Linked DNA regions of Homo sapiens: all the other regions are linked to region 1. A link is a loop called in an ENCODE intact Hi-C map of the cell type or tissue named here. Cell type or tissue: OCI-LY7. All regions are shown on one strand. Each heading gives the region's core, and the rest is flanking DNA. Links, peaks and the distances in the headings are about the cores only. Region 1 overlaps DERA (deoxyribose-phosphate aldolase). Region 2 overlaps MGST1 (microsomal glutathione S-transferase 1). Region 3 overlaps LOC101928362 (a long non-coding RNA gene).

Evidence for each region. Peaks named below come from ENCODE experiments on the same cell type or tissue, not always from the same donor. Only the 100,000 strongest peaks of a DNase experiment are listed, where the experiment ranks them.
Region 2: it touches region 1 in a loop (6-fold over the local background); 14 of 110 quality-filtered maps call a loop at or near these places.
Region 3: it touches region 1 in a loop (5-fold over the local background); 3 of 110 quality-filtered maps call a loop at or near these places.

Annotation. Positions count from the first base shown.
Region 1 is chr12:15,976,809-15,988,322 of GRCh38, reverse strand. DERA (deoxyribose-phosphate aldolase) reads right to left here. Exons shown (of 9, transcript NM_015954.4): 6 at 5,887-6,015. Among named protein-coding and RNA genes, the nearest start is that of DERA, 71 kb to the right of the region's middle. In OCI-LY7, for the core only: CTCF peaks have their summits at 5,419, 5,632 and 9,007; DNase peaks (open chromatin) are centred at 3,212 and 5,652; H3K4me3 peaks cover 2,234 bases; H3K27ac peaks cover 4,161 bases.
Region 2 is chr12:16,356,323-16,364,322 of GRCh38, reverse strand. It overlaps MGST1 (microsomal glutathione S-transferase 1), which reads right to left. Exons shown (of 4, transcript NM_020300.5): 3 at 6,624-6,718; 4 at 1-528. The coding sequence ends at 282. Among named protein-coding and RNA genes, the nearest start is that of MGST1, 13 kb to the right of the region's middle. RefSeq lists a silencer at 4,134-4,428. In OCI-LY7, for the core only: CTCF peaks have their summits at 4,040 and 4,239 (motif pointing right); DNase peaks (open chromatin) are centred at 4,252 and 4,612.
Region 3 is chr12:16,158,926-16,170,439 of GRCh38, reverse strand. The region is part of intron 1 of LOC101928362 (a long non-coding RNA gene); the gene reads right to left. Among named protein-coding and RNA genes, the nearest start is that of SLC15A5, 110 kb to the left of the region's middle. In OCI-LY7, for the core only: CTCF peaks have their summits at 4,608 and 4,826; a DNase peak (open chromatin) is centred at 4,809.

The sequences.
Region 1 (11,514 bases), core at 1,820-9,819:
ACTTCTTTCTTCCTGGACACAGGACAAGAACTCAGGACCCACCAAATGGCGGGACTGAAAGAGCTGTAACACAAACAGGGCTAAAACATGCCCCCGACTCACCACATTGCAGGTAACGAGAAGGAAGAAGGAGCTGCGGCCCTTCTGGGAGCCCAGAACTCAGGGCTCCCCCAGCTAGGCCTGTGACATGCTGTAACACCCTCTTTGGGGCTCTGTGGTTCCTGGTGTCTCCAAGTTTTTGGGCACCATGTGTTCCCCTTGTCCAGATGCTGGTGCCCACAGCAGAAGCTGCTTGTGGTACGTCTGGTCCAGCCACAGCCTCGCATGGAGTCTGCACCTGGAGCTGCCCACCCTGCCGCAGCTGATGTGCCTGGCTGTGCACAGTGGCTGGACCCCGCGTGCACTCACTCACACATCCCTTGCCACTCCGCGCCTGGCTTGCCCTTGGCAGCTGTGCGACCCAGGCCAGCAGTGTGAGCCAAGTGCAGCCTGCCGGGCCAAGTGGGTGGAACAAGTCCAGCAACCAGGAGCAAAACTCAAGCAGAAGTGCACGGAGGTTTCTGACTGGCAAAGCGACACCCTAAAGATCCTGTGACAAAAGAACTTGAATAAAGATCCATGTAACCAATCAGGAGAACAGAGGAGAAAAGAAGATTAAAAATAAAACAAACAGGACCTCAGTAACCTATAGGATAATATCAAATAGTCTAACACTCATGTACTTGGGGTCCGAGAAGGAAAGACCAATAGAATGGGGTAGAAGATGCATTTAAAAATATGGTTTTAGGCTGGGCACAGTGGGTTACATCTGTAATCCCAGCACTTTGGGAGGTCAAGGTAGGCGGATCACCTGAGGTCAGGAGTTTCAGACCAACCCGGCCAATATGGTGAAACCCTGTCTCTACTAAAAATACAAAAATTAGCCAGGCGTGGTAGTGTACACCTGTAACCCCAGCTACTCAGGAGGCTGAGGCAGGAGAATCACTTGAACCTGGGAGGTGGAGGTTGCAGTGAGCTGAGATCACGCCATTGCACTCCAGCCTGGGTGACAGAGCCAGACTATGTCTCAAAAAAAAAAAAAAAAAAAAAAAAGTACATATATATGGTTTTGAAAACGTCCTAAACTGTTAGAAAACATCAACCTCCAAATCCAAGCAGCTCAGAAAAGTTCAGGATAAATACAAAGAAAACCATACTTAGGTCGGTTGTGGTCAAATTACTGGGAAAACAAAAAAGACAAAAGGAAAATATTGATTGACCATAGCTAGAGTAAGATAAGATATTACATACAAGGAAACAAGAAGAAATGGGATTCCAAGAAATGGAATGACTTATTTAAAGGCTGAAACAAGAAAATGCTCAACCCAGAACTCTATATTCAGCAAACTATCCTTAGAACATGGGGGTGAAATAAAGACATTTTCAGACGAATAAAACCAGAAAGAACTCATCATCAGCAGACCTGTACTGCAAAAAATACCCAGGGAAGTTTCCCAGACTGAATTATACAAGATGGAAACTCATATTTATAGGAAGAAATAAAGACTAAAGTGATACATTTAGGGAAAACATAAAATACTAGCTTATCTTAGTTTTTTCTTTGTTAATGTCCTCAAAAGACAAGTGACTGTTAAAAATTCGTATCATTGTAGTAAGAGGTTTGTAATATATATAGAAAAGAACATTAAAATAACTCAAAGAACCAATGAGGATGTAAATTAAACTGTTGTAAGGTTCTTCCATTTGTGACATGTATAGTGAAACAACATTAATTCCAAGTAGACTGTGAAAAATTAAGGATGCACATTGTTAGAGCAACCACTTAAAAATTTTGTGCAAAGAGTCTGTAGATAAAAAGCCAACAGAAGATACAAAATGTTACAAGATAGCTAATGAACCCAAAAGGTTGCAAGAAAAGAGGAACCAAAAATAGATTCAAACAAACAGGAAAAAGTTTGCAAGATGACAGACTTAACTCCTACTATATCAATTACATGAAATGTAAATGAATAAAACACTCTAAAAAGTAGAAACTGTCATAATAGATTAGAAAAGAAATGCCTACAAGAGATACATTTTAAATATATAGCCACAGATGGGTTGAAAATAAAAAGATGGAAAAAAATATATACCATGCAAGTATTAAACACAAGAAAGCTGGTGTGGCCAGATGAACATCATTAGTAGACATTCAGACAAGGACTAGTATCAGAGATAAAAAGGGACGTTTCATAATGACAAATGTGCTACTTCAACAGGTAAACATAACAATCCTAAAGGTATATATACATAAGAGAGCTCCAAAATACATGATGAAAAAACTGACAGACGAAAGGGATAACCAGACAAATCCACAATCATGTTTGGAGACTTTAACACTCTCTTAGTAATAAACAGAACCAGTAGACCAAAAAGAAAACAAAACTAGATCTGAAAAACATTATCAACCAATTCGATCTGACATTTGCTCTAACATCTGAAATACACATTCTTTTAAGTGCACTTGAAGCATATAACTAAATACAACCATAAAATGAGCTACAAAATAACTGTTAATTCCAAAAGACAAAAGATTCTTACAATGGATACTCTCTGAGGATAACAAAATCTTAAATTATAAAGCAACAATAGGATATCCATAAAAGCACAAAATATTTGGAAAGTAAATATCTCATTGTAAATAGCACTCTAAATAACAAAAGAGATCACAAGGGAAATTAGAAAATAACTTTCACTGAAAAGTAATGAAAAAAAAACAACAAAATAAAAACTTGGCTCTCTGAAAAGATTAATAAAATTGGCAAAGCCCTAGCATGAACAAGCAGAGGAGGAAAGAAAAGCAAAAACAACAACAGGAAAGGAAACAAAAATGACCAATATCAAGAATAAAGAAAGAGATATAACTACAGATCCCACAGATATCAGAATGGAAGAACATATTATAAACAACATTATGCCAACAATTTTAGCAACTCAGTATACTTACACAGTGAAATACTTCTAGGCAAACTCCTTAAGATCTCTTATCTCTTATTTTTAGTGAGGGCAAAACAAACCAAAAACAAAGCACCCAAGAGTTCACACTATGTGATTAGATAATGTTCTAATACTGGCAAAGCTAAGCATGGTGATAAAAGTAGAAAAGTGGTTGCAGCGGGGACAGCAGGTGAGCTGAGTGGAGGCGACTATAAAGGGACACAAAGATATTTCTAGGAGGATGGAAATGATCTGTGTCTTGAAGGGAGTAGTGGTTACAGGTGTTTGCAAACTGCCAAACTCATCACACTGTCTATCTAACACCTGAATTTTACTGAATGCAAATCTGCCTCAATGAAATTGATTTAAGAAAAAATTTTTTATACCACCACAGAAGTAGAATACAGAATTTAGTCAGAAATTTGTAAATTACTTTTGGGGAGATTAGTTTGTGCAAGTTACATATAAAATTGGGACAAGAATATAAAAAATATTTCAAAATATTTCAAGTTCATCAAAGAATACTTCAATTCTATTATATACCTTCTTAACAGAGTAGGAAGTATAAACTATAGGCCAGGAAGTATGCTACATGCTTTCATATATTATGCCTCACAAAGATTGTGTCTTTCATTCATGATAAAATCTAGTGTGTGCCTTGGGAAATAGCCATGTTACAAGTGAAAAAGCAATAAATCTGGAGCCAGAAGACCAGAGTGTTCAAATAGTGATACAGGTTATTTATTAGCTTTGTGACCTTAAACAAGTCACACAATCCTAGATTTCTTCCACTCCAGGACTGATGTGAGGACGAAGGAATATTGTTTCAATGTACCTGGTAAAGCACACCATGAATACGGTTTTATTACTCATACTAAGTGCTCAACAAACACTGCTTAAATGAAGAAATGAAGTGGATAAACAACATGAACAGAGAAACAAGCAGACAGGAAGAAATAAAGGGACATGTTTATAATCACATTTTTTTCTGTGGACAGGATGGGTGGAGGGTGGGACACAGCTTCCAAAGCGTGATGACCTAATACCACATTTGTATCATGAGTAGTAGGTGCTGTGCGTAGGACAGGGTTGGCTGACCTCCCAGAATGAATACACTTTCATTGTGACCAGGATAACAGCTGGGGTAACAGGTATCACAAGATTGGCTCCGATGTGACCCTGAGGAGTATCTCAGCTCCATGTGCACAACCAACAGCGTGGCTACCACAAAGTATGTCCTATAAGTGGCTGCTGTTATTCGTTTCCAAACTTTTACTTTGTTACCTGGGCTAACAATCACTTGTGCTGGCAAGCAGCATAAAGGGGGGCTACCTGTACACCAAGTAGCCTCCAAGGGGCTTTTCCCAGGTTCCTAAGAGGCACAGTGAGTCTTCTACTGTGAATCTTTGAAATGCCAACATCACTGATGAACAACTGTTCAAAGTGTTCCATCCCTTCTCATCCTTAGGTTTTTCTGAGATTTTGCTCTCAGATAACAACTGCAGATATTTTCTAGATACAGCAGTTGTGCCCAGAGCAACAGCACCATTGCTGACTAGTAGGCTGATTTTCAGTAGAGTTCCAAGGAATGATCTACTAGGCCTGACAGAGCACTCAAGAAGTACACAAGAATATGGCTGGCCCAGATTCAAGACCAGAGAAACCAGGTATCTTCATCCAAATATAGGGCCCCTAGAAGGACACCTAGAAATTCAACACTCAATCACAATGTCATGTGATAAGTTATATGATAGGGCTTTTACTTGAATGCCGTGGGGACACACAGAGGAGATAATGGGCCAAACAGCAGGGGGAGAAGCAGTGTCAGGGGAAATAATTCCTGAAAAAGGTGGTACCTGTGCTGAACCCCAAGATGTGGAGTTATTTGGGCAAAAGGCATTCCGGGCAGGAGGCACAGAACGTACAAAGACTCAAAAGGTTGGATGGCACCATCTGCAGAGAAGTGCAAGTAACTCTACCTGGCTGGAGAACATGGTGTGAAGGGAAAATGACACAGCAGAGGCACAGCCAGGGTCTTAGGAAGGACCTTTTTAAAATAAGAATCAAGGAATGTACACTTTACCATAAAGATGAAGGGAAACCACTGAAGGAATTTTAAGCAAGCAGTACCATAATAAAATTAGCATTAAAAAAAAATTGTGGTGACAGTGTGGAGAACAGATTGGAGGGGAACAAAAGTCAGGAAGACAGGGGAACAGCTGAAGTAATCCCTGTGGAGGAGGATGGTGGCCTAAGACAGCAGCACTTAGAATGGAGGGAAGATGTGTCAGACACAGCAAAGAGGTCTAGAGAGAACTCTCAAGGCTTCTTCACTGATTTATGTGAGGTGAGAAAAAGAAAGAACCAAGCATGACTCCTAGGCTGCAAGCTTGGATGTCTAAATGGATAGACCTGCTGTTCACAGAGATAAAGAATAAGTCAACTTATATTTGAAAGTATAAAAATCAATGATACTGCACTAAATTTTAAAACATTAACACAAACAAAAGCAGAGGCTGTCTCAGATAGTATGGATATATATCTCTGAGATAAATGAAAAGCTTAAATTCAGAGAGGAGTAAGTCAAAGAAATTCCTGTCTAACATATGTTGATGAGTGAATAATCAAAGAATAAAACAGAAGGCAATTCACTAACAAGAGAGCCATCTACTGCCTTATAAGCATAGTGCAGCAATGAAATGCCACACACACACAAAAAAAAATGTGGAAGAAAGCCAGGAGTTTTTGACCACTTCACATTGAACATGTTTTTACAAAATATCCGATTCCTCCCGCAAAAAAATTCCAAGTGGTTAGCACGTTTAATAATAGCTAAATGCTTTCACTTACTTAATTTCTCCTAAAAACATCAATTCAATAGAAAACATTATTTGAACATAAAACACTTACCTGCCATCATTGCTATCATACTGGCTTTATAGACATTAGTAAGAGTTCCAAGTTCTCCTGTCGCTAATATAGTTTTAAGATGAGCCTCCCCACAGGCCTTGCGAAACTGACGAATCTCATCATACAGGGCTGGGGAAGAAAATAATTGAGGCAGTTACAAAGCAGGCAAGTGATAACATAACTTGGCAGCCGTTTAGAGCTGGTGGAACCCATTTCACATTTAGGAAACATAAAACATTTGTCACTTTCTAAAAATCACCCCAATTTAACATTGCCTGGAGCATTCTGTTGCAGTTCACATCCTGTTACAAGGAATGCTTAGTTTGCTACCATGAAACCGTTTCTAAGCCCTGGCCTGAGGTCCAGAGACATAGAGCTTTTTAAATATCATAATGACATGCAAATTATAAATAATTTCTGTCTTGTCCATATGATGGTTGCTTCCAACAAAAAACAAATGTAGCTACCATACATACAGTGGTGTACCCCTTTGCAAAGTAATAAAAAAAAATCTTAGGTTCTTATTAATTCTTCCATTCACAAGTAATAGGTTCTTTGGTTGGATATAAAGCACACCTTTCTTGAGAGTTATGTTCATGACAATAAAGACACAGCAGCTTGCCCCACTGCCTGCCAGAGTATGTTTATATATCTGACTAAAAAGTGTTAGGCCTGGCCAGGTAGTGCTGGACGCATGTGTACAAAGCCATCTCTGCAGGGAGGCTCAGAGATGCTGCCTTAAATCTGTTAACCCCTGAGCCCATGACCCCAGTACCACATCTGGCTTTGGAGGGTTCCACATTGGGCCCAGATTTATTTCATATTTCATATTCAAGGTAACATTTTACATGAAAGGTAGCAGGATTTTAGTAAGCAAATTAGACCAAAATCATGTGTATTAAATCTTTAAAAAATTATTTAAGTCTTTTGTCAATGATACTAGTGAATTTTGGCTTTTTCAGGCCGGCCACTATCATTTCTTGAACTCAGGCTACTGCCATGGTAACAAGACCAAGGCTTTTTCTTTCCTTTGTATTTGAGTATCTTTCATAGGAAGTAGGTTTTTTTGTTTTTTGTTTTTTGGTTTTTGAGATGGAGTCTTGCTCTGTCACCCAGGCTGGAGTGCAGTGGCGTGATCTCAGCTCACTGCAACCTCCGCCTCTGGGGTTCACGCCATTCTCCTGCCTCAGCCTCCCGAGTAGCTGGGACTACAGGCGCCTGCCACCACGCCTGGGTAACTTTTTGTAGTTTTAGTAGAGACGGGGTTTCACCGTGTTAACCAGGATGGTCTCGATCTCCTGATCTGGTAATCCGCCTGCCTCAGCGTCCCAAAGTGCTGGGATTACAGGTGTGAGCCACGGTGCCCGGCCCATAGGAAGTAGTTTTATAAACATACAGAGTAAACCAAGCAGGAGGGAAACATTCATAATAAGGGTTGGGGTAAGCATTTCTTAAAGCTAAAATGAGAGTTCTATAATTCACAGGCTTAGTAAAGTACATTTAGAAAAATGAAAAATTAGTCTCAGTTAAAACCACAAGTTATAACAGCCAAATAAAGCTTGCCTTCTCAATCACAGAAAACATGAACTTGAAGCTCAGAAGTGAAAAATGAAGAGAAATGAAAGCAAATATTCTATTCCAAGATGCTCAGTAAGTTTAGAAAGTTTGTTACCACTGAGAGATGGTACCCACAGAAGGTTCAATAAAGAACAGACTATTTTCACAGATCCTTAATAACGTGCAGTTCTGAGTACTAGGGATGATCTGAGATGCCACACCACCTACCTTACCCTGCCCATCTACCTAACCTGGGAGAAAATCATCCTACTTATGCCTCCAATATGACAACCTGTGTAAGAATGTTAAAAATAGTAATAGACTATGGAGCGAAAAAAAAAATTATATTCTTTTAATTCAGAGAATGAATTGGATGGAATGACATTTCTTAAGTTATTGAATCTAAAAAAAGAAACTTGTTTTCTAAGAACAAGTGACAAGGAAAATCTTCTGATCTAAAAATCCAAGAACGCTAATCCAAGTTAACTTGTGATTTAATTAATGATTTTCTTCCACAAAATAGTGTTGTCATTAAAAGCAGGCTTTAGAGTAGGACAAATGCAGATTTAAAACCCAACTCCATCATTTCCTGTGGGACCTTAGGCAAGTTATTTCTGTCAGCATCAGCTCCATCCTTAAAGTGTCAATAATATTTACTTTACAGGGTTACCAGGAATGAGAGAGAGATATACAAAGTACTTTGCATACTGCCTGACATGTTATAAGCACTCAAAAAGTTTAATTATTAAGTTCAGAATTCTAGTAAAATGAATTTCCACTAAGTGTTGTGTTATAAAAGTCAAATCTTATTTCATGGCCTGACCCAGTTCCAGTAACCAAAGTTCTGTTGGATTACTGCTTACAATCAGTGAGCCATCAGACAAGGCTGGAAAGTATTTTATTACAGCAGTTGTTAAAGTGAACTTTGGCCTGTAAAACAAATTCTTAAAACACTGATCACGACCATATTTGTGAACAAAAAAACACCATCCTTTTTCTAGAGTACTACCTTCTGATGCCAAGTGAATTTCTTGAAGTATAGTTAAAATTAACCACGAAAACCAGAGGTATTTTATGATTCAGTCATTTGGAAGTTATACTCTTTAATCCATGATCCAAACAGAATGAACTGCAAGTGGTCACTTAGAGCATAACTGGATTTACAAATATGCAACCAATGTCTTCTCATTCTTTAACTGCCAATTTCTAAAATCATTTTACTGGCCTATTTTACCACATAACAGGATCAAGTTTTTCTGAGAAAATATCTTAATCTTTAAGGTTCAACAGGTGGAAAGTTGTCATTTCTTTCTGTTACCATTCTGCCCAAAATATATCAGAACAATTAAATCAAAAGTTATACCAAATCTGGTCTTTTTAAAATGTGACCTGGGCTCTATCAAGTGATTGCTTCTACTCAGGCCTTTGAATCTTAAAGAGTGAGGCAAAGATGAAAGAATAGTTAGATATTTTCTTTATTATTGTGGCATCAGCAATAGCAGGAGATCCAAAAGTCCAGTGTCCCAGGGGCCAGCCACCAGCCAACAGTGTGGTACCTGTGCTGGCCAGTAGGAGCAGCACCAGCAGTGGCCCTGGGCCCAAGCTCTTCCTGTGGCACAATCTGACTGTGTTCTCTGCTCCTTATTCCCTCATGGTCCTGCTTTTTTTCCAAGCAAGGCTTCCTACTTATTCAGTGAGCTTCTTTATGTCTTCCTAATATAATAAATTCCCTTTCAGCTTCACTTAATCAGAATTGGTTTTCTTCAACTCATGAATATTTACTGAAGAAGTATAGTATTGTAGACAAAAATGTGGATTCTCCTGAGTATATGGATTCACACCCCAACTTTACTACTAGTTTATTGTTTGATTTGGGTAAGTTACTTAACTCTAAACCTGTCCCATGTTCCTCATTTACAAAATGGGAATGATAGAAGTATGCACACCTCACGGAGTTATTTTCAAACAGGTTAACACACACGAATAGATAAGGACAATATCCAGCACATTGTTCATGCTCAAGGAATGTCAGTTCCTGTTTTCAAAGTTGTTGGTGGCAGCAGTGATGGTGTTCCTGTTATTATTCAGTGCTTATCAGGCTCAGATTACAGAGGGACTTACAAAAGCAGAGGACACCATGATCTATGTTCCTTGAAGAACATAAAATAAAACCTCTTTGGGCCCCTAAAAAAACAGTCTGGGGGAAACGGCTTACTATATATCACAAACAAGTTTGTTTTTAAGCTAAGAACCCATGCTACTTTGAATAGCACAGACTCTTGAGATAAGACATTTTTGCTACTTGCTAGTTGTGTAAACATTTAGGAATTATTCGATTTCTCTAAGCCTAATTACTTAGGGAGGCTCAGTTTGCTCACATATTTTTGTGATGATTAAATAATATATGTTGCTAGAATAGAACCAGGCATTTAGTAGGCAGTTAATCATTCAATACTAGCTTCCCATATTTTCCCTTATACACTTCCAGAAACCCAAAAATAACTTTAACGAACAAAAAATAGCAAGCACTGTCCTAATACTTATGAAAGCACAACTAGAATTTGCCAGTCTTACATATAAGAAAAAATAGACCACTTCACTCCAACACAAGCCATAGAAACCACAAAGAAGCATTATTAGTGTTTAGGTCGTTTTGAGGACTTTGACAGTACCATGATAGACACCTCAGAAACTAGATGAATGACATATGCTAATCAAAGTGGCTTGATGGCTGAAATGTAACCCAGTCAATCTCAAATTATGTCCTTTAACAAACTCAGCTGACACTTTCCTTTCAATACAAATAAGCCAAACAATGGAAAAACGAATGAGCAGGTTTTCCCCTATGTTGGTAGGAAAGGACAATGGTGGGGTATGGAGTTATTATAACTGCTGCTAGACCACATACACAGAGGAAATTACAAGTGAAGCAATAAGTTCAACAGATGCCCTTTCCAAAAAATTTTTCATGAGGAATAATTACTCTAAAGGATGAGAAATCCCCTACGTTTTCAAAGCCTCTTCCCTCAAAAATGCTCAGTGTTCTCCACACGCTATTTAACCATCCATCGTGAGACAATTTGCAGTTACCTCCACACTTCCCATGTGAAGCATGAGATGTAGGCTGGGTGCAGTGGCTCACGCCTATAATCCCAGCACTTTGGGAGGCTAAGGCAGGTGGATCACCTGAGGTCAGGAGTTCGAGACAAGTCTGGCCAACATGGTGAAACCCCGTCTCTACTAAAAAAATGCAAAAAATTAACCAGGCATGGTGGCAAATGCCTGTAATCCCAGCTACTCTCTGGAGGCTGAGGCAGGAGAATCACTTGAACCTGGGAGGCGAAGGTTGCAGTGAGCTGAGATTGCGCCATTGCACTCCAGCCTAGGCAATAAGAGCAAAATTCCATCTCAAAAAAGAAAGAAAGAAAAGTGAGATGTGGAGAGATAAATGACTTGCTCCAAATCTTACTGTGGGTCAGTTATAGAACAGAGAGGAGGAGTCATGTCTTCATACGTGGAATAAAACTGTATTTCCTCAAAATTTTCTGCCTCTATCCCAGCACACACACACATGCATGCACGTGTACACTCACTGCAGTTACAACATATTCCCAGGGAAATACATTGCAGTGCTTCGAGCAACAGATTCGTCAAAACTCAGAACGTAGAAGGATGTCAACTCCCTTCTAGTTCAAACTACTCACTTGACAGATGGGCATTAGAATCCTAGGACCTGGTTTTCATTCTTCTAGGGGAAAAAAGCTGCATAAAATGAAAAGTTCCAAGGTAATGCAGAAACATAAGATACTAAATTTTGTATAATACACTAAAAATGATCTCTAAATTGCTCTTTGTTCCAAGGTAATTCAGAAATATAAGATACTAAATTTTGTATAATACACTAAAAATGATCTCTAAATTGCTCTTTTAGCCCCCTGGATGGGAAGAAAACCAGGGTATGGTGCTACAGTAGAGTTCATATATTTGAATCAGGACTTCTCAGCCCTTGCTTGGCCGCTGATTAGTGGTGTTACTTGGGAAAGTTACTGAACCTCTCCAAGCTTCATTTTT
Region 2 (8,000 bases), core at 1-8,000, 380 kb before region 1:
GTGAGGTGTTGTGTGAATGTTACAAATCATAACATGATCCAAATTTATAAGAAAGTACTTTAAAAATCAGACAAAAGACTTAAGAATTACTATGTTAAATTTCTAATCCAAATGTAAAACAAGAATACAGGATATTGGCAATGCTAATATTCAAAATGGGTTTACCCCAGTTCATAATTCCTCTGCTCCCCTCCTACCTAAAATCTAAGAAAGTATTCATTATAAATTGGAAGTACAGAATTCTTAAAAAGCCAACTGGATGCTGAGTTGTATGATTTTCTTTACAGGTACAATTTACTTTTCAGCAACCTGTAAGCCATGGAAAGAGTAACTCCATATCCAACAAAAAAACTCAAAGCTCTATTTGGCTGGGGAAGGGGTGTCAAATATGCAATGGTGTGGTAGATCCGTGCTCCGACAAATAGTCTGAAGTGCAGGATGGCTGTAGAGGGGTCGGGACCACTCAAGGAATACAGGAGGCCAATTCCAAGAAATGGAATAATATTTTCAAGGTCATTCAGGTGGGCTCTGTGGAAAAAGATAACTATTAAAGACACTAATTTCAAAATACTAGATATGTATCCTTTTTTCTCTCTCTTCTAAAAACTAAATCTGAGCACTAATGGATCCTTAAATTTCAAAGTAAGATTTATTTTTTTTCTCTCAAATTGTCTTGCTTCCTTGCCCACTTGACTTTTATTTAGAATCTCTCATTATTTCTGTTTCTTTTTATTTTTAGTGTATCTTTAAATATCACAGAAGGCATTTTGTAGTTCCTAGAATATCAAAACGACATCTATCTAATAGAACTCATTTCATTTTTGTAAATAAAAATACTTTTTTCTTATGAGGTTCATAACAATTAGCAATTCAAGATTCTTTTTATAAAAATTCTTTCTCCCGAAGGAAGAAAACCCTTTTGGTGTTGATTTTTCTTAAGACACCTCCTTTGCTTCTGCTACTCTACCAAATGATTATTGACAGAATCCTTGCCAACCCAAACCACTAGGTTGCCAATAATTAATTTACCAATTTAATATCAAGACTCTCATGCTCTTATATCTAAATAACAGAATACATAACTAGCCTTTCAAATATAGTAAAATTTTTGCTAACCTATCTTCCAAATGCCAAATAAATTCGTTAGGAATGATGGTGCAAAACTACAAAGGACACACAAAAAGTAGGATAGGTGAAAGAGAGAAAGAGAGAATTTCCTAAATGTTTTCTTTATAACAGAGCTAGAAGAAAACAAAAAGCATGTTTTAGCCACAGTTTTGCTCCAAACCGTGGCATCTTGGGTTTCTCTGGCTAAGACCGAATACAAAACACATCTACTATGGACTTGACATTTTTATTATTATTGTTGTCATTGCTATTGTTGTTTTTAGAGAGGGGGTCTTGCTCTGTTGCTCAGGCTGAAGTGCAGTGGTACAATCATAGCTCACTGCAGCCTCAAACTCCTGAGTCTCAGCATCATGAGTAGCTGGGACTACAGGCCTCACCACCATGCCTGGCTAATTTTTTAAATTTTCTTTTTAGAGATGGGGTCTTGCTATGTTGCCCAGGCTGGTCTTGAACACCTGGTCTCAAGCAGTCCTCCAGCCTCAGCCTCCCAAAACACTGGGTTTATAGGTGCAAGCCATCATGCCCAGCAACATTTTTAAAAATACTTAATTTTAAAATGTCACCTCCCTTAAGTCTACAGAATTAGAAATTGCTTTAGAATCTAGGCTAGAAATGGAGAATTTGATAGTTTGTCAGCTATTGATATGTATTTCAAAATGAAAACTATTTCTGCTTTACGTTACTCTCTTCTATAGCAATAAGCATATAATTATTACATATTGCCTGCTCAACGATCGTCACTCTCCTCCTCTCCTTTCCTTTGTCTTGTCTTCCCTAGATTATCTCTAAGCTTGTCTCACAAAGAGGATGACTACATAGAGACATGAAGAGGACAGCAGCAGCCCAGCTAAGTAATGATTTGAAAAGGCTTCAATACAGAATAAAAGCAAAGAGAGGATGGTGTGAGTGTTCCTGTGCCCTCTCTTTCATGGAGCAATACAAGTACTACTGAGAATGAGATGGGAAAGAAAAGACAGGAATACCATTTTCTATTAAAGAAGGGCCCACTTTGTCAATGACACCTAGAGTATTTGTTTTGCCCCTGTGATTTCTCCCCCAGCATCACAGAGATATCGTCACCTCCAATCTTAGGCACGTTAGTGTTCTCCTTCACAACATGCCAAAAGGACAGACATTTTAAGGTTGAGGAAGAAACTATAAAAAGGAGACTCTCTGGAAAACAATGTCCACTTCTACGCCTGTGTTACGCAGTTGACAAATAGAATGGAATGTTAAAGCAGAGAAGAAAGTCAAGGACAGTAAGAGGACCATGAGGGTAGAGGGAAGGAAGGTCAAGGGGCAGGGGTTCCTTTACCTTTCTAGCTCCTGCATGTTTTTCTAGCCTCATTTTCTCTTTATCTTATTCTCCCTTTTGAGTTCTCTTTCTCTTTCGTCAGCCCTCAAAATGTTCTCAAAGATAACACTCCTCACTATGCTAGTAAGGCCTGTTTTCCACAGACCCTCATACTTATGCCAATTTATGCTGTATTTTGTACTTCTTTTGAGACTCTGTTCCAGGCAAACAGTTCCCCAGCTTTCCCTGTGAGCACCTGCTGCAGTGCACTATCACCCTTCCGTCCTAACCCTCCCCTCTTCTCCAACGACAGACTCCTTCCTGGAGCGGCAGCTTCCTTCACGTTAGTGCCATTTATGGACAGCTGCCAAAATCTATCACCAGGTGGACATCAGTCTTCCTAAGAGTCCACTTTCTACCTGGGTCTATTACCCTTCTTCCCCATGATTACATTTTCCCATTCTTCTTTCTCCTTTGGACACACATGCCCTGGCATATATTTGCTCTGTGACGGACCTTCCCACCATCTCTGTGCTCTTGAGGCCACAGCCACGCCTCCTTCCCTCAGATCAGAATTACTTGGATCCCAGCATCCACCTGACCTGGACTGCCATTGCTACATGCTTCTGGGGATTGTCAGGCTGTGAACAACTACAAAAGGAGCTGCACAGCAGGCTTTTCCTGACGCCCTCATCTCAGCCAAAGCTCTTCACCCTCAGCACATAGCCAGCCATGTGTTCACATTCTCACAAAGGAATTTTCCCAAATTGATGAGACTTCTCTCCTCTTTCTCCTTTCAAATCCTAATACTCTTCAAGGTCTTCCTTTATGAAATATTCCATGGAACTAATGGAACATGGCTTCATATCATTCTCCCATTCCTATATGCATGTGGGTCTTTTGGGGGCGGGGAGGGGGGGAACACTATAAACCCCTGAGGGTCAGGAACCCAGTTTTAAAGCTCTTTGATAGCATCCCAATAGAAGAAATGACAGTGATACATACACAATAATCTCTCCATATATGTGTGTTCATACACTGGGGCCACGAGGGACATCATCCAGTTCAACCCCTAGCCTATGCTCCAGTCTCATGACAGAGTCCCCAGCAAGTGTCACTTAGACTCCATGGAACACTCTCAGTGAAGGGTTATTCTCTACCTTTAAAGGGAATATATTCTAAATGTCTCTCCTGTCCCTAAATACCAACTCAAGCCTTTATTTTGTCTTTTGAATGACTCCCTGTATTTCACCAGCTGGCCTGTTTGCCTTTCAACTTTCTTTTTATCTTTTTGTGTTGAATGTATATGGTCTTGAATGCTTCCTAGACAAGCTAAGATGGTATTAAATAAATAAATAAATATGTCAAGTGCTTTCTAACCATCACTGGTTTCTGTCTTTCCAGAACTCAAATAACTGACTTTAAGTCACATATCTTGGTATTTCAACACATATTACCTTAAGTTTTTAGTTAATTGTTCCATATGTGTATGTATTAACTTTCACAATTGTTGCACACGGTAAAGCATACTTTTCACTTCATTTGTAGCCCCATTCTGGCTCTGCCGTTCAAATATGCTAATCGTAACAGCTTTACAATGACTGAAGTAACGAGAGAGGTGAAAAAAAAAAGTCTAACTTAAAAATGGAAAGGGAAGATGCTGGAAACGCTCTCTCTGAAAAGTGTCTCCAAAAGTGTGTTATTAGGCACTTTTTCGATGAAACAGGTACTGTCTCAAAAAGCATTATACAACTGGAAACTCCGCTCTGTTGGAGACGCTCTTCTCTCAGTATGCGGAAAAGCCAGTGTCTCATCACCAGGGGGCGCTGTGCACACAGTCGCTGCACCTCCTCCAGGACTCGGAACCTTTACAGAACTGGGGTCAATTGTTCTTTCTAACATTCATTTGCAACCTGACTAGCGGATCAATTTAGATAACGTCGTTTTCCTCTAAAAGTACAATCCCACGGGCAGGGAGTAAGGGTGGAAGGTCGGAAAGAATAGTAGGGAGGAATCTAAAATCCCCAAATAAAATATCTTTTGTTACGCTTTCACACAGGAGACTTACTTGGATTTTCATTTCAGTCTTACTAATACTACTGAGGGTCTAATTGCTTCTGATCACTTTCCAGTTCTGGGCAATTTTATAAATACAGGGCCATGACTAGCATCATGCAGGCGGCTGCCTGCTCTAAAAGGGGAAGTGCATAAAGGACCAGACAAGGCTTTAAAAGTTTTCATGTCTCTTCAGTGGTTTTGAAAACTTAAGCTTCACTCACTTTTTTTTATTTTTTTTCGTCTAACACATAATTTTTCCTTTGATATTGTTCTGCTGTTTGAAATTTCCACAGTGATTCTTTGTCCTGAAACTATTTTATATCCATATTCTTGACACAACCCATTCTCAAGACTCACTGATTTACTCAGCAGGGCTGCTGAATTAAGAAGTATATAACTAAGTGAGATAGAAGGTGAAATTTTGTGCTAAGTATCTGCACAGACTTCTTCTTAGAAGAGAAACATTCTTGCTTGATGAATAGCTTGGGGGTAGAATTGTTTTGCATGAGCAAGAAGGTACTTTTAATTTTAGTGCTGAAAAGGTTGAAGAGTCTGTGGGGCTAGAGGAGAGCCTCAAAAATGGTGTAACACTGGGCATTGCTTGCGTGAAGGAGGTACAGGTACGGGGCATATTCTGCAAAGAGAGGACGCTGAAGGCCATTGTCTGACAGAGAAATAACATACAACTTAAAATGTTTGTGCTGCCACAGTGTAAACGCCTCTGCACTTCCACTTACTCAAGTCTATTTTTAGCCACATTTTTTTTAGTTCATTTTTGAAGGGAACTGATGAAAGGGCTGGATTAACATCCAGCATAACCAATTGCAGAATATGGAAACATGCATAGAGGCAGGAACCCAGATCCAGAGTTAACCTGGAGATGATATGCCATAAGGGAATCTGCAGAAATCTTGGGAGGGGCTTCAGACTTTCACAGAGAATCAAAAAAGGGCTAATGCAACCTAGGTGTCCATCAATATGAATTGGATAAAGACAATGTGGTACGTATACACCATGGAATACTACACAGCTGTAAAAAAAAAAAAAAAAAAAAAAAAAAAAAGGAATGAATTTTGGCCAGGTCCGGTGGCTCACGCCTGTAATCCCAGCACTTTGGGAGGCCAAGGTGGGTGGATCACCTGAGGTCAGGAGTTCGAGACCAACCTGGCCAACATGGTGAAACCCAGCCTCTACTGAAAATACAGAAAATTAGCTGGGCGTGGTGGCACATGCCTGTAGTCCCAGCTACTCAGGAGGCTGAGGCAGGAGAATGGTTTGAACCCAGGAGAAGAAGGTTGCAGTGAGCCGAGATCACACCATTGCACTCCAGCCTAGGTGACAGAGTGAGACTCCATCTCAAAAAAAAAAAAAGAATGAAATCATGTCCTTTGCAGCAACATGGATGCAGCTGTAGGCAAGTACCCTAAATGAATTAACACAGGAAAAGAAAAACAAATACCACAAGTTCTCACCTATAAGTGGGAACTAAACACTGGGTACATAAACACAAAGATAGCAACAATAGATTTTGGGGACTATTAGAGGGAGTACAGAAGGGGAGACAAAGGTTGAAAAACTAACGGGTACTATGCTCACTACCTGGGTGATAGGAACAATCATACCCCAGTCGTATCTTGGCTTATTGCTTTTCATTGCTCATTGAATTCCCAGTACATTAAAACATAATATTTAAAAAGAGATGGCAGTGGGGAGAGGGACAGAGAAAGAGGTTCCTACTCCTCCAGAGTGTCAACATTCTTATTTTGAATCTTATGCAAAAATACCTAATTCTTCAACCTTTTACATGAGTTGACAGTCTCACCTATGGACAAAGACGATAAAACTCCAAGAATCTACTGTTCCCATTTTACCTCCTCCCTGCCATTACTTTTGATACATCCCTATATACAGCAACGTCATTAACCCCAAGAAAGTACACATAAAAGTACAGTATTGCCAAATTGGCAACACATACAAGTGCAGTGTGTCAATTTCAGACATCCAGTTTTCTGTAATTGTCATGTGGAGTAGGTAAGAGGTCTCACTTTTTTTCCTCAGTCTCCAAGACCCTGAGACATCTTCACTGAACTCCTTGACCAAAATTGTTTCATAAAGTAAGTAATTTCAAGAGACACTGGTTTACCTGCGTACACGTTCTACTCTGTCATCTGTTCGAAGATACTTCTTGGCATTTTCTCCTTTGCCAAATGCTACACAGTCTTCTGGATTGGCAAAAACCTATCCAAATACCAAGAAAAAAAACTTATTTCAAATACTGGCCAGGAGCAATAGCTCACACCTGTAATTCCAGCGCTTTGTGAGGCTGAGGCAGGATTGCTTGAGCCCAAGAATTCAAGATCAGCCTGGGCAACATAGGGAGTACCCATATCTACAAATTTTTTTAAAAAAAATTTTGCATGGTAGTGGGCCACATGCATGCCTGTGGTCCTAGCTACTCAGGAGGTTGAGGTTGGAGGATCACCTGAGCCCGAGAGGTTGAGGCTGCAGTGAGCTGTGATTGCACCACTACAATCTAGTCTGGGTGACAGAGCAAGACCCTGCCTCAAAAAAAAGAAAACAAACAAACCAAGAAATAACATGGGGATATTCTACCTAGTAAGTTATTTGCATTTTAGTGGAAGAAATATAGACATCCAGGTTGGCCCATTTGGAGCAATAAATCAAACACAAGAGGAGAAGAAGGCATCTATAGTTAAAACTGAATTTTTATTAACAATGCAAAGTTGTAAAAAGAGAAGCATAAATAAGAACTTGAACAAAAACCAGTGAATAAAAATAGTGAAAAGGAAGCAAATATGGGGAAAGGCATAATTCTAAGTCATTGACTATTAGTATGGTTCACTGGTATCTTTTTCACAGTGATGTTGACATACCTTCCCTCAAGTGTATTAACATTTCCAAGCGATTGGCTCATCTGAAAGTAATATGTTTACCTGCCAAAGGTTTTAGAGAACAGGCAAGAAGCATAAAAGAGTAAGGGATGGGAAAGGTGTCTTGTACTCTGTCAGAACATGTGTACCTCTTTTCTTTTTCTAAATCAGATAAAACTTTGGGTTGAAGAATACTGTATAATGAAATTTGAGAAGCTGAATTGCATTCCTAGGAATAAGAAGTACACATTCATGTATTCCTTCCTGCAATTATTATGCTCTTTGAAATAGCTTCCCCATCCCTTGAAACTTGAAATCTGCATTTAAAAAATATTTAAGCATGTGCCACTATTTAATAATTGATGGCAGAGAAAAACACAAACTGCAAAATTAATCTCATTTGTTTTCTATTTTTTCTTAATATGATATGAACATTATATTAGAGATAAAGATGTTGAAGAGAACCGATGCACAGGGCTGGGATACTGCCCATCAGTTTTCCTCAACATCTTTATCTGGAATAAATATTCCAGATAAAGTTCCTAAGGTCAGGCCTGTCTGTCTTGTTCATCGTAGTGCTCCCCTAAATAAGTGCCTGGCACACACTAGATGTACAATAAATATATGTT
Region 3 (11,514 bases), core at 1,382-9,381, 180 kb before region 1:
ACACAGCCCTCTGTGATACAGCCTCACCTTCAAATGTAGTTCTCCAGAGGTAAGGAAGGGCTTCCAAAGAACAGAAAATAATAAAGGTTTAGGCCATTTTAATGATGAAGAGACTGTAGAAAAGTTAAGTGAGAGTCACAGAAAGACACTCTAGGGACACAACTGGGACCCATGTGATCTTGTCCCCAGGCTACTAGACAGAACCTATATATTATTCAAAGAATAATCCTGCTGGCTCTTGATCTCTCTATATAATGAGATAAAGATCAGACTCTTCTTGAGAGAAGTGTGTATATGTGTGTGTATGTGTATGTGTGTGTTTCGTTCACAGCATTTAGCTCAAATAAATATTTTGCTAATTGTTTATAACAAATGTAATCCTTCCTGAAAACTTACTAATGTCACTGAATTCTGCCTCCTTCTTTCTGACTAAATGAGGACCTATGAGACTAGTCCCCTGGGTCACCACTATGAGTGATTTAGTTGTCAGCCTTTCTACTTAAGCTGCCTACCTGGATCTCAATTAGTGCTAATTATTATAGGGACCTCATTACCCACGTGAGGAAATGTCTCCCCTGATAAAGTCTATGCTACAGAAAAAGAATTTAAGTGTGTCTGCTTTTGAATCAAACATCCAAATTTTCAGTGAGCCTGACATCTGATCTATGAATAGAGTAAGTGGTGAGACTCAACATGGTAAGAGTGTGCCCCTGTAGTACCAAGTCATGAAGACCCAAAGAGGGTTCTGGTAGGAGTATCTCCTACATTCACCAAGATAAGTTGCCATTGGCATCTGGCATAGCACTGACAGGAAGCCCATACCATTGCTCATGGAATAATGATCTCTCTTGTCCCCAGCTCTGCTACTCCTCCCCCTCTAAGTGCTCAGCTTCACCAGACCTGCCCCCAGTATTCAGTTGGACTTCTGCTGATGTTACCTCTAAGGTAGGGCTTCTCAACCTCAACGATACTGACATTTTAGACTGGATAATTCGTTGTTGGGGGTGGTTGTCCTGTGCACTTTAAGATTTTTTGTACTATCTCTGTCTTCTACTCACTGGATGCCACTAGCACTACCTAGTTGTGATAACAAACATATCTCAAGACATGGCCAAATGATTCCAGAGGAGCGGGGTCAAGACTACCCTTGTTTTGAGTACCAGCTCTTCTGGAGTCACAGAAAGTGGGGTCAGAAAGAAGCCACAAAGAAGCTGGTTCCTAGAGGATGATTTTTAACCTTTTGGTGTCCCAGTACTCTTACAGAATTTGGTGGGGCAAATATTTTTACCTAAGATCCATAAACGCACTTAAATATCTAGTACAAGTAAACTTTTATTTCAGAAACCCTCTGAAGCCCAAGAATTAATGATCTGGGGTACTAATTCCTTTATATTAATGCTGATATTTTTCATACAGGCTTCCCCAAGAAGCAAAGCAAAACAAAATCCAAAACAAAGTCTGAAAATGCAGAAGTTCCAATACAGAGAAGTTTACAAGATAGAGATATTTTTAAATAACTGAAGTCTAGTCACAAAATGGCTTGGCAAAATTTAAGGCCTCACAAGCTCTACATTTTTCCTTCTTTTCAGAGTGACCTCATCCCCTTTGCCTCATTTTCCAGCTTTACCTGCATCCTCGTCCTTCCCAGCCAAGCATCGATTAAAAGAGTAGTAATGGCTCACCTTTATCTAGCACTTTCTAAGCAGACACTGCTCTGAGCACTTTTACTTATATTCATTCGTTTCAACTTCACAACTCTATGAGACAAATACTATTATCATTCCCATTTTACAGATGAGGGGAACAAAACCACTTGGCGATTAAATCATTTTGCCAGAGTCACATAGCTAATAAGTGGCAGAGCCAAAAGTCAAACTTAGGCTGGTCCTAGAGTCCATGCTCTTGGCCCCTCTAACCTCCAAACTATGTGTGGCCCACAGTCCTAAATGCATACTGGGTAGTAGTTATCTGGTGGTGAAAGGAAATTTTCATATATCTCCCAGGATGTGTGAATACAGCAATCAATACTACAGACACTTAGCCAATTTTGTTTCCTCGCTGCCTCTCTCTACCCCCAGTATCCCTGTCTCATCACCTCTCTTCCCTTAGGAGGAACGTAAAGCTTTGTTTCCTCACAGCACCCTGACTAGTCTTCTCTAGTTAATTCAAATGACTCAGACATCATTCACCAATGTTTCTCAAAGTTTGTTCCAAGAACCATCTGAGTATGAGCCACAGGTAGTGATTATTAAAAGTACAGATTCTTGAGTCCTACCTTAGATCAACTGAATCAAAATCTCTAGGAATGAGGCCCAAGACGCTGTACTGTAAACAAGCTCTGTGAATGAATTTGCTGCACAAAAAATGAGCTCAATTGAGACTTTTGTGGTGGGTAATTCAACTGATTAGGGCCAATTAGGTTGAAGTTCATTTCTCAGACAGAAGAGCCAACTTTGCTTGGCAGTTTTATTCTGGCCCTTTCCTTAGTTATTTATTTATTTATTTAGCCATCTTCCAAATTATAAGCAGGTAGAACACATGAGGACATGAAGAGACAGTTTGGACAGACAAAGCCCAGCTAGTACCCAAACTGAAAAACTAATTTCAACTGCATCATTTTTATTGCAATGGGAAATATTCTTTTCCCGTTGGCAGTTATTGAATGAGTAAAAGGGTTTAACTATAATCAGGACATAGGATAAGTTTCCAAAAAAGGAAAACATCAATGAGACTTTATCCCAGTTCTTGGTAAACTCATGTCTGTGTCTTGGGTACAAGAATCTTAAAGGCAGCAGAGCTTGCACTTTCCTGCATGCAGAACCTTGCATGGTTACATTGCGAGGATACTGTTTTCCCAGCAGGAACTGAGTGCCGGACTGCTCCTTAGTTACAAACAAGCTTTACTGTTTTCCCCAAATGAAAATAAAATAGTCTAGTGATAGAATGGAATTAGAAAAAACAAAACGTCAATGAAAGCTCTCGATAGGCTAGCTAAGCCCAATTTACAAGAGTTATGCCTTGGCCATGGACCCCAATTGGATGATTTCTTTATCCACCCAACTCCTGAGCTACCAAATCTCTCAGCAGTTTAGACTCAACTGAGCCAAAGCTAAAGATTTAGAATCTTACTCTCAGTCATTCAAACCAGACTGTATCTCTAAGTTAATTTTTATTTAAGTTGCCAATGCCAGAAGTACTATCTGATTTTTTTTGGCGGGGAGGTGGTGGTGGGGATGTGTTGTTGCTGTTAAATTGCTAATCTATATAGAGATATTGGTGCTATTGTAGAGAATACATAGCCAAAAAACAAAGTTAGCTTCCTCCTTTGAGAAATATTAATTAGGAGCCTGGCAGTCAGTGTTTAGAAGGGAGCATGAGTACTCTCCCAGTAGATGAGCCCCAGTACTGTTTTCCCAGCAGGAACTGAGTGCCGGGACTGCTCCTTAGTTACAAGCAAGTTTTATTGTTTTCCCCAAACGAAAATAAAATAGTCTAGTGGTAGAATGGAATTAGAGAAACAAAACTTCATTTGAGAGCCTGATGGAGTCTTTTAGGAGAAGAAAATCCTGTTTTCCATATTCTCTTAATGTTTCAGACCCTAGGTGAAGAAGAAATGACCCAGATTCTACTGCACTTTGTCCTCTCCCTTTGACTTCTACGCTGCCAAGAGATTGATGGTGCAAAGTCACTTTGTCTCAACTTTGCACAGAGTTCTGTACTTCAGCTAGTCACCAGTAAAGAAATTCATTTCATTCACACTCTCCTTCCTTTTCTCTAAATCCTAAGAATTAGCTAAGTATCTGTAGTGCTTTCCTTTTAAGAAGGTTCCACTTTCCAAGGCTTTGGGATTTTTTTTCCTTTTTAGGTGAGGCATTCACTAGCTATGTATAATTCTTCCTTTGGGACAATTGCAAAGGGGGAGCTGATGTCGTTAAATAATTTTTATTAACTCTGAATAGATATTAAAATATATTGTAAGTAACACTAAATCCTTCTATTTCTATTGTAACTAAACCACAGATCTTTTGAAGTTATAAAATCCTTATTTAACTTTTAATTGCCTCCCAAATTCTTAAGAAATTTGACAGTTATTCTGTAACCACTGTGTCCTAGGTTCTTTCATATAAAAAATATAATTTAAGTTTCCCAAGAAATCTGAGGAAAGCACTATATCACCCCATTTTACAGACAAGGGCCCAAGGTTCAGAGACACAAAGCGTACTTGTCACATGTCATGAAACAAGTAATAGAAATGAGATTCAAATCCTGGTCTTAACTCTTAAGTCCAGTGTTCAGTCAATTGTTGCACGGCTATAACTGATCAGGTACAATTGCTGAGAATAAAGGAGTGATCAAAATTCACACCTTTCACCATGCTAAAGAATACCATATACATTTTATCCTTCATTCCCAGGAAGTAGTTTCTCATGTATGTTGTAAAGTTGTCATGCTCATTCTCCCATGTTCTCACCTTTTCCAACTCATTCTTGTTTCACCTCTGATGATTACAGCAGAAGTATCCTCAGAGCTACTCCCCTTTTAGAGCTTTTTAGGGAAAAACAAAAAAAGCAATTGGAGAGGATTACAGAAGTAAATCTGCAATGACACAGAATGACATGAGCCAAATAATTCTTCTCACTGAACTCAGTCTCTTAAGTTACCCATTTCTAATCAGTCCTGCTATTGCCAGGGACAAACAATCCTGCCAAGCACACCCAGAACTCTTGCAGGATGTTTCTGAAGGTTCCCTGGAAAATGCATTGTTTTTATAACTGCCAGTTAAGTGATGCCTTAGCTGCATTTGAGGAAGAGTGGGGACATCCAGTGGCCATGTGGGTTGATAACAACGGAATTATTGGTACAAAGATACGTTGTGGTTTTGATAGAGACTCCTATATTGCAAAAGGCCTTAAAAGATTTCTGGTTTTAATAATTTTTAAAATTATTATACATGGGACACTTTGGTAACCAGTGCACCTTCATCTAGAGTTCAGTTGGCAGGTATAGCTCCCCAAATAATCTAATTTGTGGACACCTGGGTCACAGTCTACTGCTCAAAATTATCTACCACATCAAACCAAGTACAAGGTAATGTTAATTTCTTCCCCCACCCCCTCATCAAAAAAATCTGATCATAACAGGCTGTTTACATGGCTCATTTACATGGATGACCTTCTGGCCTCAGGCGCAAAGAATACATCACTATTGAAAGAAGTCTTATTTTTGTCAATATAAAGAAAAATGAAAAAGTTTCAGAGGGTGAAGAGGTCACATTGACTGGCTAGCACAATTTGGGAACTGAAATCTTTCAGGGAGGAAAGAATACAAGTGTCTTTTAGTCTCCCTAGAACAATGTTATTGAAAGATATTTGGTGGTCCTCTGATATGAGATGAAATACTTAGTCAATATAAAACAGTATATAAATGCTATTCCCCCGGAATGTAATTTAATTGTTATGCCTGTGATTTTTCCCCACTATACGGGAAATTTTAAAACTATTCTAAACCCAATATTCAGATTCTTATGTGAATAGGTCGGGTAAAGGACAAGCAGAACAGGTTAAGAACAAGGGAATATAAATTGATCTATCTGCTTTCCAAGTGACTTAACTCAGGGGCAGCCTCCTCAAATAAGTTGTGAGTAGAGGTATCTAGCTTTAAGGCTTTCTCAGTTTTGGTCCTTCCCCTTGCTCTCTGCAACACCTCACTGCAGAACCTAATAGTCTTGCCCTGGACACCATTCTCTAACTTTCCTTACCCTTCCCATTAATTATCAAAATTTAGCATCATATACAATCACAGTATTGTAGCAACACCTTGCTTGCAGTGAGGTGTTCCTAATCAAAAAGGAAATTAGTGAATCTTTAGAAATTAAAGGGTAAAGAACAGATGCTGGTTCCACAGGGTTATTGCACCAGAGGAATTTCTCCCTAATAGAAGACCATGCCTTATCACCTGAAAATAACTTGCAATGTTGGAATTTCAGGTATAATGGCAGGTGTTCAAGCAGTCTCTCAGAGTTTTGCAAATCCCACCATGTATAAATCAGCTATAAATAAAACCAATCCCAATTCTTATCCCATTAAAAGTAATCAGTAGAAATCTGCACCCTGGCATTCCATAAATCCCTAGATTTTTTCTTGAAAACAATATTTTGAGATTCAGACACAGTACCTAACCCTACTGTCACACTAACCTTGAATACAAAGTTCATGGTGACAGTTTACCACTTAATAATCCTTCTAGAATATATTTACTTTAAGTTCTGCCATCTCTGTTGCAATGCATCTCTGTGGTAACACAATGTGGTATTTTAATATTGCTTTGGAAAGACTAAGGATCCAGAAACCAGTGTTCCAGCTCTGAGTCTCCCACTCATTGACCATCTGACCTCATGTTAGTCAATGCACATTTTGTGCTTGGCTTTCTCATCTGGAAAATGAGTAAATTAGAAGATCTATAAGAGTGTACCATTATAAAACATCTTCTCATCACATTGCCTTGTTTGTAATTGATCTGTATCTGAACAGCATTAAGATTGTACAAAAGTTATCTGATGCCTTGAGGTCTTTGTAAGAGTCTCTTTCTAAAAGAAAGAACTGCAGAAGTTTCACTGTCAAAAAGATCCTCTGTAATTAGGAAATCATATGTCAACATTTAGGCTAAATATATTTAGCACAGAAATGTCTCATGGTACATCCTCCTCCAAACTTCCAAAATACGGTATTATGCCTCATATTTTATGTGAGATGTGGAAAAAAGGTCAAAATGAGAACCCAGGAATCTTGCATCCTCATTTTCTACTGTAAACACTATGAAAGAAAAAAAAAAAGAGCAGTGATACTGCTCATGCCATGGTTCTCAACAGTTTGCCATAGCATGCATTTGAAGAGTGTTCCTATTTCTCTCCTGCCAATATGGGAACGGGAGGCAAATCAGCAATAAGGGATATCACAAGAATTTGCTTTCTCTGTCTTAAGAAGAGCCATTCCATTTCTTGCCTGAAGTTTAACTTGATTATGCATTCATTAAAGACGAGTGATGGCGATGATTAAACAAAAACATCTTTAAAATGCAGAGTTCATTTCAGCCCATTTGGTTTTGTTACACACAAATTGGATTTGCATTGCATCCTGCACAGCAGGTACTCCACTTGAAATCAAAGACAGATGCTTTTATGGGATTAAAAGGAAAACCTAGAGGAGGGGGAGTGTGTTAGAGATTGAGATATTTTGCATTTCGGTAATAATGGCTCCAAAATGAAATAGTGATCATATTGCTGCATTATCCATATAAGTGTTTGAGCTATAATTAAAAGGAAACAAGAATCCCCATCATAACTTGAATCATTGTCAAAGAAGAACATTTAATTTGCAGGGGGAAAAATGATTTTTCCAATAAATGCCTAATAATACCTTAGCATATTTGAAATTTAATCATAAGTGGCTTAGAATTAAACCATTTGAATTATTACTGAAACATTTCAAGTGGTGACATTAAATGCTTTGTTTGAAATTAGCCATTAATTCAAAAGTCTTCTCTAGAGCTGCTGTGAGAGTTTAACTCCTTGTCTGTAAACAGTAGTCCCTGGTTCTCACACTATTATTAATCTTTACGCCTCTAGAATATTCACATTGCTGACTATTTACTCTGGCACCCTTGGTTAAATTATTCTGAATGCTACAATTTTATAATTGATATCATCTGCTGTTTTAAAAGTGTAATACAATTGTCAGCTTCTTGGATATATGTTGGGAATACTGACCAGTTTTCTTAGATAAAAGTCAGAACTGATCAATCCCCAGTGTAATTCTCCTTTCCATTGCCTCCAAGAAGCTTCATATGGCAAATCTGGTTCCTCTCTTTCAGAGTGTCTGACTCTCTAACAGGGTTTTGTTAGCATTTTTCATCTATTTGATGATTGTATCTCATAGATTGATTGTACTGATGGCCCCAATTATTGACCTCCCTATATCCATGCTCTTTGCAATGTGAATTTTTCAATCCTCTCATGAAGTAGTATATATTTCCCCACCTCTTGGCTAGGTTTGTGACTTACTACGGTCAACAGAGCTTGGTGAAAAGGATGGTGTGCTAGTTCTAAACCTAGGCTCTAGAGGCCTTGTACATTCAGTTCTTTCTCTCGAACTCCTGCTTCTGCAAACAAGCCCAGGCTAGCTTGATGAAAACTGAGAGCTATGTGGCCCAGTCACCCCATAACTCCTGCCAATATCCAACCTAGCCCCTAGGAGCAGAGCTGCCCAGCTAAGGTGCAGGTGACCACAATCAAGACCAGAAGAACTGCCTGGCTGAGTCCAACATACACAAAAAAATCATTAATTTGAGTGGTGCTTTACCATAAAGCAATGGGTAATGATACTTACATAGGTCAGATTCTTTTAAGTAGTATTCGCTTTGGACTTTAAATGATGAATATCATTTTCAATGCTGTGCACAATGCCTATGTTATAACATGTGTTCAATAAATATTTATTGATGTATAGATGGGTAGAGATTTATTTACCTATTTTAGGCTGTTAATATGTTCTAATAAACTCTCACGGCATGTAACTGTGCCCTCCATGCTTTAGAAGAATGCTTAGGAGAAAATTGAAAAGAACATTGCTTCCCCCCTTTTTTTTCCTCACTGAGAATATCACATGAAAGGTGACCCAGGAACACAGATAAAGAACTTGTTGGAAAGAAAAGTCAGCCTCATCTTCCAACATTTTAGCCTGAAAAATATACACAAAATCATACCTAATGAAGCTTATCATCATTTCAAAATTCATGTGGAAGATAATCCCACAATCGAGGCTGGGTATCACCTTCCAGTGATGTGCAAATCTCTGAAAAGTATACTTCCCAAAATATTGAACCTACTGAAAGATAGAAGCAGATAAAATTTTAGAGATCATCTTGACCAAACTCTCACTTCACACAGAAATCTCCACTTCAGTTCCCTTGGAAGGTAATAATTGTAAGTGGTAACTAACATATAATATGCACCTATTAATTTCCAGGTCCTATTCTAAGTATCATCTATGTGTTGATTATTCACAAAAATCTTAAGCAGTAAGTACCATTTTAAGTTGGGGAAATGGCTCAGAGAGTTTCAGCAACATGTCCAAAGTCACATAGCTACTACATGGCAGAGATGGAATTCAAACTCTTAAGATTCTATTATCTTAACTATGATAGAGTTTCTCACTGTCAACAACTAGAGCCATTTATTGAAGAAATTAGCTACCTTTTGGTGAGGTAAGTTCTCCCCTTCCTTCTAAATACTTCAGCAGAGGCAAAACCTCTGAGAACCCATATAATATAATGGCTCAAGCCCAAATCTCCCACACTGTCATTTCCACCCATTGGATTTACTTCCAGCCTTTAGAGCAGCAAAGGAAAATTCTGTTTTCTCTTACAGGACAGACCTTCAAAGAGGTGACCTTTCCTTCCCATTCATTCTTTATCCAACATAGTTTTCATGTTCTTCACTAACTTGATTAGCCTCCTAATGAAATTTCTACAGCCTCCCACTACCTAGCTCACCATTTCAGTTCAGGAGACTAGCCATCTTTGCAGCCTAAAATAGCATCTGGTTTTTATATGTGGTTGGTTGGTGGGTGGTTGATTGATTAGATGATTTTAAGTAGAAAAAAATCAAGTCTGAAAACTTATATCAAACACTGAATTACTAAAATCAGAAATATTTTTAAGCTATCCTGTATACATGGAGTTACACATTTCTGTTCTTTACCAAAGTGTAAGGCTTCAGTTAAAGCTGAAAGGACATATGAGGCGGGTACGTTATCAGAGTCAAAACAATTTTATTGTTAGCCTATCATAAACATACAGAACTCAGAAAATGGCACAAATTTATTTATTTTTCCAGGTGGGTTGCCTCTCAGTTCATCCAGAATCTGACAGGTAAGCTGCATCACTTCTCACTGAGGGCCCATTCCCAAGGTTCCACACCCATTTGGGTGGTACTTCTATGTTCTAAAGTCATGATGTCCATGTTCTTAGTATGGATATGGCACCAATAGTAAAGGTTTCTTCCAGATTCTTCAAAATGAAGCATCTTAAGGACCAACAAATCTTTGTTTTGCTAATACGGACCAATTCTCATAGAAGAACTTATAGGATTGTTATGCCAACAAAGTATCTGCTTCATTTGTTGTTCCCTTTTTTTCTTTTTTAAGAAAGTCTTTGTCTATAAGCTACTGGCACTTTATGATAATCACAGTTTACATTCATGTATTTCATTCATTTGTATTTCATTTCAGATTTTGAATTTCATTTTTATATTTTACATACACAATTGTAGACTACTGGTGAGCTCTCAAACTGACCCAATATATTTTTAAGTTTGTAATCTAAAAAGTTGGCATTTAAACAATAAAATGCATTCAACCTTAAATGTAGAGTTTTATGAGTTTTGAAAAATGAATACATCATGAAACCACAACTTAAATCAAAATAAAGAACATTTCCAAGATATTCCCTCGGATGCCTTTTCAGTGTAACCCAGCTGCTCTCTTTCTGCATTCAGGCAACCACTGATCTTATATTTCTGTTACAATGGATTACTTTTGCCTGTTCTAGAATCTCACTTAAATGGAATTGTGCAGTAAATACTGTTTTGTGTTTGGTTTCTTTTTCTCAGCATTATGTTTCAGATTCCTCAGTGTTGCAACATTACTGAGTGATAATATCCCATTGTATGTCCATAACACAATTTATCCATTCACCTGCTGACAGACATTTGAGCTTTATCCAATTTGGGGCTTTTTTTTTTTTTTTTAAGCTGCTATGAACATTTGTGTACAAGCCTTTTAGTGGACATATGTTTTCTTTTGGATATATGCCTAGGTATAGAATTTTGGGGTATATGATAAGTGTCTATTTAACTTTATAGGAAACTGCCAAACTGTTTTCCAAAGTGATTATGCTATTTTACATTCCCAACAGCCAAATAGATATTGTCAGTCTTTTTTCATTTTGATAGTTCTAGTAGGTGTGAAGTAGTATTTCATTCCAGTTTCCAGTTGAATTTCCCTAATGATTAATGATGTTGAACATCTTTTCATGGCCATCATGGTCTTCTTTTCTTTAAGTATTTATTCAAATCTTTTGTTTATTTTGATCACTGTTTGTCTTCTTATTAAGTTTTAAGTTATTCTGGATTCAAATTCTTTATAAGCTATTGCAAATATTCTTTTGCTCAGTTTGGTATTTGCCTTTTTATTTACTCAATGGTGTCTTTTGAAGAGTAAATGCTGACAGTTTTGATGCTGTCCAGTTCATTAACCATTTTCATGTATAGTTAGTGCTTCCTGTGTCCTAAGAAATCTTGTGTACCCAATTGTTAAAAATATTTTTTGGTATCTTATCTTCTAGGTGTTTTATAGTTCTATGACTTGTCTTTAGGGCTATGATTCATCTCCAGTTTACTTTAGTGGATGCTGTAAAGTAGAGATCTAGATTAATTTTTTCCATACAAATAACCAGTTT